Linked DNA regions of Mus musculus: region 2 is linked to region 1. A link is a loop called in an ENCODE intact Hi-C map of the cell type or tissue named here. Cell type or tissue: left cerebral cortex. All regions are shown on one strand. Links, peaks and the distances in the headings refer to the core of each region. The heading gives the core; the rest is flanking DNA.

Region 1 (6,617 bases), core at 1-5,000:
ATGTTAGACTTCTAACAGACATATAGTAACATTTCTCTTTTCAGACAACAAGTTTTGTTTTTCTTTCAGTTGCATTCCAGTCCATGATGACAGGGGGCAACGTAGGGAAACAGATCGTCTGCATTTCAGAAGATTCTTCTCTGTAGTCTTGGTGTGTCTTCATCAAGGAAGCCCTCCATTTTTCACTTCCCACAAAGATTCTTAACATGCATTTAAAAATAATCTTTCTGTACAGATAGTTCTTGATTCTAGTGTGATAATATTTTCTTTGTTGTATAACCACTTTATCTTCCATATCATATTCACTCTACATTTAACATGTGATTGCCTGCCATAATACAGGAGTTCTCAAGCTGTGGGTTACGGCCCCTCCGGAGGAGTTACATATCAGATATCTCGCATAACAGATATTTACATTATTATTCATAACAGCAAAATTACAGTTATAAGGTAATAACCGAATAATTTTATGGTTGGGGGTCACCACAACATGAGAGACTGTATTAAAGGGTGGGTGTATTAGGAAGGTTGAGAACCAATGCCACACTAGATTGAAGTTAGTATTACTTGTTTTTCTGTCTTTTTTACTTTGTTTTTGAGGCAAGATCTCTATATGACATCCACACTGGCCTCCAACTTGTGATCCTGGGGCTCTGTCTCCTAAGTCCTGGAATTGTAGGCATGTACCACTATGCCTGATTATTTTTCTTATAATAACTAATAATATTGTTTTGGAGATGGGTCTGTTAGTTTAGCTCAGGCTGGACTGACTCCTCAGGTCTCCCACTGCTGAGCCTGCTGGGATGCCAGGCAGCTGTCACTCACTAATATGTGGCTAATTTTGTTTGTGAAAATTAATATTACATATATTTGTATCAAATATTTAAAAAACCTGGGTGGTTTTTAACCCCAACTATTAGTGGATCATATATATATATATATATATCTTTAAATTACTTTTAGAACTGAATAAACAGTCTACGAATTCTAAGGTGAGAAGCAGTTAACATTTGTTGAACTGGTAACATTTTTACCATTCTTAAACTGAGTATTAGAATTGAGAAAGCCTTTCCATATTTTTGATGAGAGACTTTAAAAGTCTTTACCCGAATGTTTGTCTGTACACCACATGCATGTCTGGTGCCTACAGTGGAGAGTGGCTGGAGAGGGTATTGGGGCATTGGATCCCCTGGAACTGGAGAGAGTCTGAAGCCACCATGTGAGTGCTGGGTTCTAGAATGCAGATCCTCTGGTAGAGCAGGAGATGCTCTTAGTGTTGGCCACCTCTCCAGCCTGTCTGTACTTAATGGCATAAGTACATAGGATTTCGGGCAGCATTGGGAGTATTTACAGATTGTGGAACAGTTTGGGGTAGGACGTTTTGGGCTGGGAGTGGTCTGAGAAGATAAATGAGTGGTTGGGAGTCTCCAGAGACAAGGTTTACATCCAGGGATGATGTTTGTGTTCTGCCAAACAACTAATTGAGTAGCAAGCCTAACAACTTACTACGTGCTGATAAAAGCTTGTGTTTATTTTAGGAATTTTTTTTTAAAGACAAGAGTCTGTTAGGTAGCTTGCTATGTAATCCAGGCTGGCCTGGAACTCAAAGATATCCACTTGGCTGTCTGCCTCCGAGTGCCAGTGTTAAAGGCCTGTATCCCCATTCTGGGCTTATACTTTGGAGAACTAATAGATATAAACATCACTAAGAGTTTCACTGATGAAAGTGAGTCGGAGTGGTCAGGGCAGAACACTGATCAGTACTCTAGGGGCTCTGAGGTCAATCCCCAATGGTACCTTCCCACAACAAGCCCCAAGTAATCAAGCTCCAGAAAGCTATAGGATTAAGTAAATTAACCAATGGTTATAGACATGACTATTCCAGATATACTGATGTATCACATTTGTTTTCTTAATTTTCTCAACCTTTAGAAAAATAAAACTGGAGATGTTTTCTGAGTATGACTTATGACCACTTTTTTTTTTTACAGTCAATATATTTTAGAGGCAAAACAAATTAGCAGCCACTAAATCAAATTTTGCAGCGTTCTAACCTTGTTTTACATACTTTCTCTGGACCCCAGTTTTTCTTTCTGAACAGTTCTTCATCTCTTCATATAGTGGTAACTGGTAAATCTTTGTTTTTTAATCCTTTCTTAAATTTTAGGATTTTAGCTCCTAGTAAACATCTCCTTGCCACCCCAAGATTTTTGTCCCAGATACTGTGTAGGCCAGTTGTCCTTGTCATGGCCATCCTCAAATGGGATCACAGTCATGCTTCTCAGTGCGCAGGACAAACTGTATCGAGGAAATGTTTTCTCCCGGAACATTTTGTACCAAAACTATGACTCCCTAGCTCATCCAGACTCCTGGCTTATCTCTAACTTGAAAATGAGCGCCTTCAGAGAACATTATATCTCACAGGCACTATCTTTAGTCCCCTACTCTTCCACACCGCATCATGTTTTGTTGTTGTTGTTGTTTTTTGTTTTTTTGGACAAGGTCTCAACTATGTAGCCCTCGTTCACCGGGAACTCCTGGAGTACTGGGATTGCTGGAGTTACAGGCGTGTGCCACCACTGCAGATCTTAAGTTTCATGCAGTCAAACTCGAAAGTTTCAACAAGAACTATTATCCAGCTTGGAACTTAGTTATCTGAGCCCTCAGTCAGTGCATCCAAGATCTCTGGAGAATTCTTAAATGTTTCTAACGCTGTACGTGTGCCTAAATTCACACCCAGTCCTAGGGGCAATGCAAGGCTTGATTTCCAGGTCCCTCTTTGGGCCATGAACATTTCAGGTGCTCTTCATGGGCTTTTGGTGTTTCGGGAGCTGTCACAGGTCCTCAGCTCCGGAGAAAGCTACCCTCCACCCCGCGCCGTCTCACCCATCCCAGCCGCCGCGGCCCCTGCTGAACAGCTCCGCTCAGCGGGAAGGCAGTGACGTCACGGCTAGACTGCACTGACCTGGTTTCAGATTTCGCGGACCTGAGAACCCTGAAGGGCAGACAGGAGGGGACGGGGCGCTGCGGTTCCTCGGCCGGGAGGGAACCCTGTGTGTGTCTCGGGCTGTGTATGCGTGTGTATGTAGCGGGGAGCGAAGGATCGCTCTCAAGCAGCGGCCCAAGAGTCAGCGCCTCCTCCTGAGAAACACCCGCGGGCGGAGAAGAAAGCGAGTGGGTATGTTGATGGGGGGCGGCCAAACTTCCTGTCCCGCTCTGGAGCTGCTTCCGGCGGGAGCCGGAAGACGCCGTGTGTGGACGGGATTCGGGGCTGACTGACGGACGGACGGCTGCCCGAGACTGGAAGGTGAGCTCCAGGCTAGTGTAGCCACCCCCGCTCGGGTAGGTGGTCCCGCCGAGAAAGGAAGCCACTTATGGGGTCTGGGGATCTAGAGCCGGGTTCGCCCCCGAAGGGCGCAAGGAAGCCGTCCCCCCAGACTCCCCCAGGCGTCTAGCGGGCGGGGAGCGACCGGTCCGAAGCCCGGCGGCTGCGGCCCTAACCCCTTTGGGGATCTGGGGCGCACCGTTTCTCCTCCTTTGCTTGTTCTTGAGGGAGGGAGCTTGGAGACCAGCCTGCCCCCCCAGAACGCGGGAGTCAGCGAGTCCCCCGGGCGGAGGCTCCGGACTGCACCCGCGGCTGGGCCCGCCCGCAGACCTAAGGGCCTTCGGCTGAGGCCTTTGTGCTGGCGGGAAGGGTTGACAGCGGTGCCCTGCCCGCGTTTCACCCAGGGCTGCCGGCACCTTTCCTGGGTCCACTCTCTGCCTTGGGCTGGAATAGGGAAGGGACGTCTGCGGACCAGAGCCGGACCTCTGGGGTCTCCTTTGCCTGTCACCTCAGGCCCGTGTGTGGGCAGCGAGTGTTTGCAGCCAGGATGTGTTTTGCTCGTTCAACTTGTTCTCTGAAGTTTCTCAAAAGAAGACGATCCAATTAGTTTATTAAACTTTATCTCACTTGCTCATGAGGCTCTGAGATGTACTTAGGAACCATTTGGGAGTGAAATATTATTGATTTGGGGTTAAGAGTTCATACATTTACATTACATTAGACACAAAGATCAGTGGAACATATGTAAAGAGAATAAAACATAGTTTGAGGTCAAAACGCGCAATTCTGGGTGTTTGGCGTTGAGAAATTACACTTTGTGGCAGATACAGGGCAGCCAAGCATCAGAAAATGTGGTTCTAATTTGAGCTTTGTATCCCAGTAGGTGTCAAATTTAGGTAAATCCCACAATTTCTAAGGTTTTTTTTGGGGGGGCAGTGGGGGGAGGAGTATGTCAGTGAAGAGGTTTACCGTTAAGGGCTGGCCATTATTCTGAGATACTAAACTGCATATGGAGAGTGACAAGCAGAAAGATACTGAGAAATCTAAACAGCATCACAGGAGTCACTTTGGGGTCTGGTTATTATTAATTGCTGGGATTATTAAAACATGTAGGATGAGAGGCACTGCTAGGTAAAATTTGCAGCTGAGTGGGAAGATTGGGCAATAAATAAAAGATAATTCAAGAAGAACAGGTTTGGTAGGGGAGATGATAATCCGTGTTTAGACATGGTTTGGTTTGACATGCTGAGGATATATATGCAGAATTAGTCCATAAGCAGTTAATGAAAGTTTGGAATTGAAAAGTCAGAGTGAAGGGGTAGGGAATTGGGTATCATTTGTCATGTTATTTATCCTCTGAATTATTGTCTGAATATTTATCCAGTGCTCACTGGAAACCTGTATGGCAGTCATTTAAACTCACAATAATGACTAATTTAGAAGTGGGTAGTGACGTCAGGGTTTCTTTTTGGGAAAATGTAAAATTAGCCAAGTATGGTGGTACACACCTTTAATCTCGGTACTGTGAGGCATAAGCAGGAGTGGGAGTTGAAGGCCAGCCTCAGATTCCTGTAGAGTTCCAGGCCAGCTTGAGCTATGCAAGAGCCTGTCTGAACCCTTCCAGCTCCCCCTACCCACCCCACCCCCCAAACATCAAACAAACAGAAATGCTCGTGTGTGATTTCGGAACTATGACTACACTGAAGACAGTTTACTGTACTTTTCAAAGTGTGTAACAGGACCTGGGCTTAGTTCCCAGCACCCCACATGGTGACTCATAACCTACTACAGTTCCAGAGGGTCCATGTCCCTCTGCCTCCATGGGTTCTGCATGCACATGATGTATAGACATGTAGGCAAAATACCCATGCATAATACATAAACATTAAAAATCTTAAAAATGGGTGCATTTTATGTTATGTGAACTGTGTCAATGAAACTTCATATTTGAGACAAGGTCTCACTATATAGCCTTGACTGGCCTGGGAACTTAATATGTATACCAGGCTGGCCTCAAACTCCTAGAGATATATGCTTATCTCTACTCTCAGAGTGCTGGAATTGAAGTATGTGCCACAACGTCTGGCCCCAAACTTATTTTTTTAAAAGATTTGCACTGCAAGAACAAAATTTACATTTCAGCTTTTGAACTTGGCTAGCTAGGTAATGGAACTGTAAATAGCAAACCTAGCTTTTGTACTTCCATTATACTGCTGGCTAGTGTACTTAGCAAGTTCTGTGTTACAGATGAAGTCCACAGAGGACACTTGGTAAGCCACTGTGCTCTGAACACATTGCTTTCTTTTTACTTCCAGATATGATCTTACAGTGTAGGTCATGCTAGCTGTTAAACATCCCCCCCACCCCCCCACCCCCGTCCTTCTGGTTCAATCTCCCCATTGCTGAGACTGTAGATGCCAGCTATTGCACCTGGCTCTTAAACAGGGGTCAACTTATTCTCGTGTGTCCTGCTGTTTGTTCAGGACCTATACAAACCATACATTGCGTACCAGGATTGTATGGCTGTATTCCATTACGATATGGATATTGCAGTTGTTCCACAATAGCCTTATTTGTTTTCAAAGATTATTAAAACAAAGCCACTAAATAGAAAGATTTTGTGGGTAACACCAAAGCGACAGTGAATTGTCTCATTTCTTAGTGATTCTGCGCTCCAGGAGTCACAGAGGTGGTTGCACTTTAAAGATAACCGGAACAAACATCTGGCAATTTCTTGGCTTGTTATATGAGCGGGAATTGGGAAGAGGAATTGCCAAAGCCCTTGAAGTTCAAGATCAAACTTAGATGTAATCCTTCCCTGTCTGAGCCAGCTCATCATGCCAGCTTGCTTATGCAGCTTCATAACTTGGTGATTTCTCGAACCTTGCTTTCTTCTCCTCATGAACATGAGTAAATAAACAATATTAAACCATTTAAGTGCTTCAGGAAGAAAAAAATGTACATAGGAAGAAAAGTTGGGTATTTATGATTCTTTGTTTTATAAAAGAAATAAAAGCATTAATTCTAGTACTTCTTTTAAAACTTAGATGTATTTGTGTGTGCACATATGTGGGGGGCAGAGGACAGTTGATGAGACTTAGTTCTTCCTTTATATCCTATGGGTCCTGGGGATTGAATTGAAGTCGTCAGGTATGGTGGCAATCACCTTTACAAATTGACCCCTCTTACAGGCCCTAATTACAGGGTTTCTTAATATCTGTCTTAGTCCAACTTTCCAGTCTATCCTGCTACTAATGGAAAAATCTCCATCCTGGGCAAACTTTTTACTGTC
Region 2 (7,004 bases), core at 1,375-6,374, 91 kb after region 1:
TCTACTGTAACTAAATACTCAGAGGAAAAATATAAGCAGAAGAGGAACTTACTTTACAGTACATACATAAAAATGTCTCTAACCAGACAGTGGTAGATTAATAGTGTACAGAAGAGGTATCTGGTAGAAAGGGTTAAGATTGACAACCGACACAGCTTTGAAAATCACAAAAACACATGACCATACGTCATTTGAAGTATCAATAAAACTAATAAAAAGGCTTAATGAAAAATCGATTTTTATCAAAGCATCAGCAAGGAGTTATTTAAAAATCTGTGTAAATGGAAACAGCAGGAGCAAGCAGTCAGACTTTCTCTGTGTGGAGAGTCATCTCACGCTGGGGGTCGGGGCAGGGAAGTCCTTCTGCCTCAAGGGCTCAGCCCAAACCTCACCACACTAGTCAGAGCACATGGCCATCAGTGAAGCATAAGTTCTTTATGATCCTTCCTTCTTCATACATTCCTCCAGTCCTCAAATCAAATCCTCTAACTCCAGTAGAGGTTTAGAATCCGTGTGCTGCTAGTTACAAGAAATGTAAAGGGGGCTGGTGAGATGGCTCAGTGGGTAAGAGTACCCGACTGCTCTTCCAAAGGTCCAGAGTTCAAATCCCAGCAACCACATGGTGGCTCACAACCATCCGTAACAAGATCTGACTCCCTCTTCTGGTGTGTCTGAAGACAGCTACAGTGTACTTACATATAATAATAAATAAAAAATCTTTAAAAAAAAAAAAAAAAAAAGAAATGTAAAGCTCTTTCTTACACTCAATTCCTTCCTTCTGTATCTTTTTTTTTTTTTTTTTTTTTTTTTTTTTTTTTTTTTTTTTAAAGATTTATTTATTTATTATATGTAAGTACACTGTAGCTGTCTTCAGTCACTCCAGAAGAGGGCGCCAGATCTCGTTACGGATGGTTGTGAGCCACCATGTGGTTGCTGGGATTTGAACTCTGGACCTTCGGAAGAGCAGTCAGGTGCTCTTACCCACTGAGCCATCTCACCAGCCCTTCCTTCTGTATCTTATTCCTTTCAGAACAGCGTCACACGCAGATCACTACTGCCCATAACGCTCACTCTGTACAATGAAACTGTGGCTTTAGATCAAAATGAATCTGGCAGGACCAGCCTCCATTCTCCATTGTTTGAGCCTGACTGAGCTACAATAATTACCTTCCAGAGACAGCTGTTGCAACTGCTCCTCCCGCCCCAATCACAAGGTCTTTTCTCAGCCACGCATGAAAATCAGTCTTTTAGATAAGAATACACCATTAATTGGAGAGGGGTTTATACTGCCCCAATAAACAATTATAGTGAACATATGAGGCGATAAGCTATCTTATTTAGGCAGATTTCTGAGTTCGTAGTCAGCCTGGTCTACAGAGTGAGTTCCAGGTCAGCTAAGGCTACACAGAGAAACCCTGTCTTGAAAAACCATAATAAAATAAAATAAAATAAAAGGCTTCATGAAAATAAAATTAACAATGTTTTCAGTGTAAAAATTTTAAGTAAAGCCCAGTAAAATCACAGATAACTAATGATTAAAGAGTTATGAAAACACCTGGAGAAAAGATTATGAATACTATTAATTTTGATACAAAATAATCCTGAACTGACATCTGACAATAATACAATCATTGAGAAAGAAAAAAAAATCTTTTGGCAAAAGGTGGTCAAATTCAGGAATAACATAAAACAAACAATTCCTACCCAGAAGCCTCTGAAGTACAAATTCAGCATTAAGCTAGCTGAGGTGGTACCTACATCTGGATAAATAGTCTACTTACCAGGGTCATAATGATCGCCTCTGCTTGAAGATTCAGCCAATACACTCTTCATTCCTGTGTCAACCAAGAACTGTAAGGATTGAACATAGAAAGTTAACAAGCCCCAGTCAACAAAACACTATATAGCTTATGTCTTAAAAGCATTTAACATTCCCAACAATGAGACAAAGCAAATTCATAAAACAAAGTATTTCCCTGAAACTTAACAGTAAAGCTACCCACCAGCAATCCCAGAAGGAAATGATAACAGATAAGCTTCTGAAGAGGAACTTCCTACTGCATACTCCGTGCTATCAGTTGCTTCTTGTCAATAGCTGACTGAATAACAATACCCAGTTCTTTGGTGGAGAACAGTGTAGTTTCTAGAACTACTTCTACCAAAATGAAGTATCTTGGCCTTTCTCCAGTGATTACACATGGTGCTGGCAAGATGGCTCTGTGAATAAGAGTACTTGCTATGCAAACCTGACAACCTGAGTTCAATTCCCAGAACCCAGAAAGGAGAGAATAGACTTTATGCACACAACATATTCATACACACACTCACCTGCCCACACACATATATACACACACACAGACTCATGTAGAGAGTAAATTCACAAGTTTTAAAATATATATTCATGTCTGACCATCTGGGACTGAGTAACCAATGGGAGGTTCTTCCCTGGGTAAGACTATTTCTCCCAATCTCAGCATCCCTTAGTTGCCTGTAGTGCTTGTCTAGGGTTGGGTAGGGGCCCTGTGAGATTTCTCCCTGCCATGTTAGCAAGTCTATTGGCCTCATCTTGATCATATACATACAAGTAAGTAACATAATATGAACTGAGCATGTTGCTTTTATTTGCTATATATATAATATATGGTTACATATATAAGATACACACACACACACATACACACACACATATATATAATTAAAAATATATGCACCAACAGTTAAAGAAAAAGAAGCCACGAACCAGAAAGAGAAGGGGGGAGAGAGAGACAGAGACAGAGAGAGAAGATAAGTAAGTGCTAGGGGGATATGGGGTTGGTTACAGCTGAATGGAATAAAAAGGGGGGAGGGGAATGGATGTTTTATATTTTAATTTTTTAAAAAATGGTTTTTGAGTAGGGTTGTGAAATATCAATAAATTTAGGTAGACCTTGAAATTTGATATATATTTACACCCTAAATTTTAATATAAAAATTAATTTATAAAACATTCACAAAAGAGTAAAATGAGGCCAGGTGGTGGTGGCACACACCTTTATCCCAGCACTCAGAAGGCAGAGGCAGGGGATCTCAGAGAGCTTAAGGTCAGCCTGGTCTACAGAGAATTCCAGTGCAGCCAGGGCTATACATAGAGAAACACTGCCTCAAAGAAACCCAAATAAGCAAAAACAACAACAACTAAAAAGAGTTAAAACGATATAATTTTATTGTAATATCAAAAACATTATTTGTTTGATAAAATACAATTAACTATAAGTACTTTAAAGCACTGTGCATAGCTAATGTGGCAGTGCGCACCTTTGATCCCAGCACTCCGGAGGCAGAGGCAGGCAGATGAGTTCAAGGCTAGCCTGGTCTACACCTTGAGTTCCTAGAAGGCCGAAGCTGTATACTAGACACTGCCTCAAAACAACAATAACAACAACAAACCTGCCACCTGGCTGTGGTGGCACATGCCTTTAATCCCAGCATTTGGGAGGCAGAGGCAGGCTGATCTCTGTGATTTCCAGAACAGCCTGGTCTACAGAGAGAGCCAAGGCTACATGGAGGAATTCTGTTTTGGGAAAGAAAAATAAAATAAGAAAAGCACTATGCATATGTTAAGAAGCAACGTTCCCAGGCTCCACATCTTTAATTGCAGCACTCGGAGGCAAAGGAAAGCAGATCTTTGAGAGTTCTAGTCCAGGAAAACACACATAGTGAGGCTGGATCTCAAAAGAGGGGGTGATGGTCTGGAGAGATGGCTCTGGGTTAAGATCACTGGATGCTAGTCCAGAGGTCCCAGGTTTGATTCTCAGCATCCACATGTCAGCTCACAACCATCTCTAATTCAAGTTCCAACGACCTCTTCTGGCCTCCAGAGGCACTGCATACACCTAGCACATAGATTTGCAGGCAGAACGTCCATATATATAAAATAAAAATAACGGTGAAAAAAATAAACAAAGACACTTTTATTTTAAGTCAAAATTTTATGTCTGAGATAATCTGTAGAAGTATATTCAAATGGTAAATGTGGGACTGGCTTTTATTTACAACCAATTTTTGTAAAACAAACAAACAAACAAATAAATAAAAAGTCTAAATATACATACCTATGACAGAAAATGCCCCTACTCCCTTTCTGCTAGTTAGCAATAGGTGCTTTATAGATTGCTTCTCAGAGGTAATGTACATTATCTAAGGGAAGGTACATGATGTAGAGGTGATTCTACTCATAAGTTCATGGCATGTCACCAGAAATATAGTCAAAATAGGCCATAGCCGTGCTAGCAGAAGGTTCAAACGGTTTCCAAGGTCTCTCATCAAATCTACTTGCTTACTCTAACCGCAAAATTTACAAACCACACAAACCACGCCCTCTGGGGGGGGGATGAGGTGGGAAAAGAGAGATTTAGAGGTCAAAGATGTCACCTTACAGTTAGGGGCTTAGTAACTAAGGTCTCCCTAGAGAGAGGGGAGGAGGAGTTCTAACAATGATGTTTCAAAATAAATGTTAAATGAAATTTGAAGCGGAGTGATAAAGCAGAACCGCGCTTCACTCCCAAGCCTATTGACAAGGCAGCCACAATACCTGTCTTCCGTAATGACTCACTCACGCTCAGTGAATGAAGACATAATCACAGGGTTCCTCTTCTGAACCAACTAGAATACTGGATGGAGTACTACTCCTCGGGAACCCGGGTGCGAGGCAAGTGCTTGCAACTTTATGCAACTTGCAGCAATGGGACTTCAGGCACTAGAGGATGTGGGCGATGTTAACTAACAGGAACCTGGCGGTCGGCTGGAGCCAAGCACCTGCCACCTAGATCCGGGGACCAACGATCCCCCCCCCCCCCCCCCGCCACACCGCTCCAGGCAGGGGAGCCAGAGTCTGAGCACCGGAGCCCGCGGACCCTCGGAGGCTGACAGCCTCACTCAAGCCACCGCCCTCGGAAAAGTCAACTGCCTCCCTGAAAGCGTTTGGCCTGGGATGTCCCCGGGTGCACTGTCCTCCAGGGAGCCCGCGAGACAGAAGCGAGGATGGAGGGGAGGTAAGCATGAGGCGGGCAGCGAGGGCGCCGCCACCGAGACAGAAGCAGGGATGCGGGCAGGACCGCCACGGTGGCCGCGCCAGAGGCTTGGAAGATCCGCCCGCCCGACTGGAAGCGCTTCAAGCCTCACTGGCGCCGCTCCGATGCGCGCGGGGCGGTCGGAGAGCCGCCGGCCATGGAGCCTCAGGGGGCGCGAGACAAGTCGTGGGAGGCTAAGACGCCGCAGCCCCGCGCCCGACACCCGCCCCTGCCGAGCTCCCGGCCTCCCGCCCGGCTCCAACCCCGGGAGCGCCGCCGAGGCTCGTGCACACTCACCGCGCGCGCCGCCCTGGCGCGGACGCCCGCCGCCTCGGAGCGATCTCCGCCCCGCCCCTCGCCGCGGTCACGTCACGCGCGTGCGCCCTCCGCGTGCCCTCAACGGCGCGGAGGACGTTAGCCCTTCGGCGTGGTGGTTTCCTTAGAGACGGAGTCGGCCCAGGTGGCGGCCACCAGGACACCAGCACGGTGAGACTCCCGCAGAAGTCAAGATGCCGGCGAAGGACAAGAGGAAAGACAAGAGGAAAGACAAGAGGAAAGGCAAAAACAAAGGCAAAGAACCAAAGTAAGAGCAGCGCAGAGGCTCCCCGTTCCCCCTGCCTACCCTTGTCATTTTGCGGCGCTAACTGGATGCCTCTGTCAGGCTTTTGTGGACAGCTCCTGTTCATTCTTGATTGGCCCTAAGATCTGAGAGCTCTCCATTGTGAGACTGATATAAACACATTCTTTTCTATTCTAGCTCTTGTCTGAGTGGTTAAAGTTGTTCCTTGGGTCATTCAGGAATCCTCTTGGGATCAAAGGGAGCACGCGAAATGATTTAACTGGACGGATCAGTACACACACAAACACCACACACAGAGACACAGAGTGAACAGCTATAGCGCTAACCCCATGGATGGTCCCTAGGAATTGTTGCTAGAATGTCAATAGAATGACTGGGCTACAGGATGGTTCCTCAGGACTTTGGAGTCACACAAGGAGTTCAACGCCGTAGATGAGAAATGCAAAGGGATCGCTTAAGCTTGTGACTGTAATGTGAATTCTCTGGAGACAAGTTAAGTAACACACACCTCTGGTCGCATTGCTCTGGAGGCTGAGGCAGGGAGATCACAGCCACTGCTACATATGGAGACCTCGTCTTTAAAAACAAGTCTGAGTGTAGTTCAGTGATAGAGTGCTTCTTGTGCAGGGTCCTAGGTACCATCTCCAGCAAAGTAACTTAAGAGAGTAACTTTCTTTTTAAAAAAGATTTGTTTATTTTTATTTATATGCATACACTGTATGCTGTCTTTAGGCACACTCCAGAAGATCCCATTACAGATGGTTGTGAGCCACCATGTGGTTGCTGGGAGTTGAACTCAGAACCTCTGGAAGAACAGTCAGTGCTCTTAATCTCTGAGCTATCTCTCCAGCTCTGTACCACAGTGTTTTGTTAATGCTGGTGCAATCTTTATTTCAAAGGACTTTACCTTTTGAATCCATCCTAGGGCCTTGATGTATACTTACCATGCATTCTACTTCTACTTCTACCTGATACATGCATACCATGCACTCTAACTTTACCTGATGTATGCATACCATTCAGTCTTCTTCTTCCTAATGTATGCTTATTATACATTCTACTTCTACCTGATGTATGCTTACTGTACATTCTGCTTCTACATGTCTACATTCCCAAGGTCTTACTTTTTTTTTCCCCCATCTCTGCATCAATGACTATGGTGTGTGTTTTTCAGGCATCCTTAAAGCCTGGGATAATGTGTTACCAACAATTGAAGTACTTAACATGAAGTACTTACCAACAAATGAAGTACTTAACATACCTGCCCCAAGTAACCTGATCCTTTGTCTAAGAACTAAGCAAAACAAAACAATAGCAACAAAGGCTGTGGAGAGGACAGATATACAACAATTGTGTCTTCGTGTAGAACATGAGAC

Evidence for each region. Hi-C counts contacts between places; a loop is a spot of excess contacts. Peaks named below come from ENCODE experiments on the same cell type or tissue, not always from the same donor. Only the 100,000 strongest peaks of a DNase experiment are listed, where the experiment ranks them.
Region 2: a loop joins it to region 1, with 2.4 times the contacts of the local background. A loop is called at or near these places in 1 of 42 quality-filtered maps.

What each region holds. Positions count from the first base shown.
Region 1 is chr12:84,313,868-84,320,484 of GRCm38, forward strand. Ptgr2 (prostaglandin reductase 2) reads left to right here. Exons shown (of 10, transcript NM_029880.3): 10 at 70-1,965. The coding sequence ends at 146. Zfp410 (zinc finger protein 410) reads left to right here and starts at 2,992. Exons shown (of 12, transcript NM_144833.4): 1 at 2,992-3,307. In left cerebral cortex, for the core only: no CTCF peak of the experiment used is centred there; DNase peaks (open chromatin) are centred at 2,980 and 3,169; H3K4me3 peaks cover 1,989 bases; H3K27ac peaks cover 1,679 bases.
Region 2 is chr12:84,403,625-84,410,628 of GRCm38, forward strand. It overlaps Entpd5 (ectonucleoside triphosphate diphosphohydrolase 5), which reads right to left and starts at 5,405. Exons shown (of 16, transcript NM_001026214.2): 1 at 5,346-5,405; 2 at 1,782-1,851. It overlaps Bbof1 (basal body orientation factor 1), which reads left to right and starts at 5,444. Exons shown (of 12, transcript NM_028377.3): 1 at 5,444-5,631. The coding sequence starts at 5,558. In left cerebral cortex, for the core only: CTCF peaks have their summits at 3,871 (motif pointing left), 4,735 and 5,446; DNase peaks (open chromatin) are centred at 4,654 and 5,413; H3K4me3 peaks cover 2,068 bases; H3K27ac peaks cover 1,550 bases.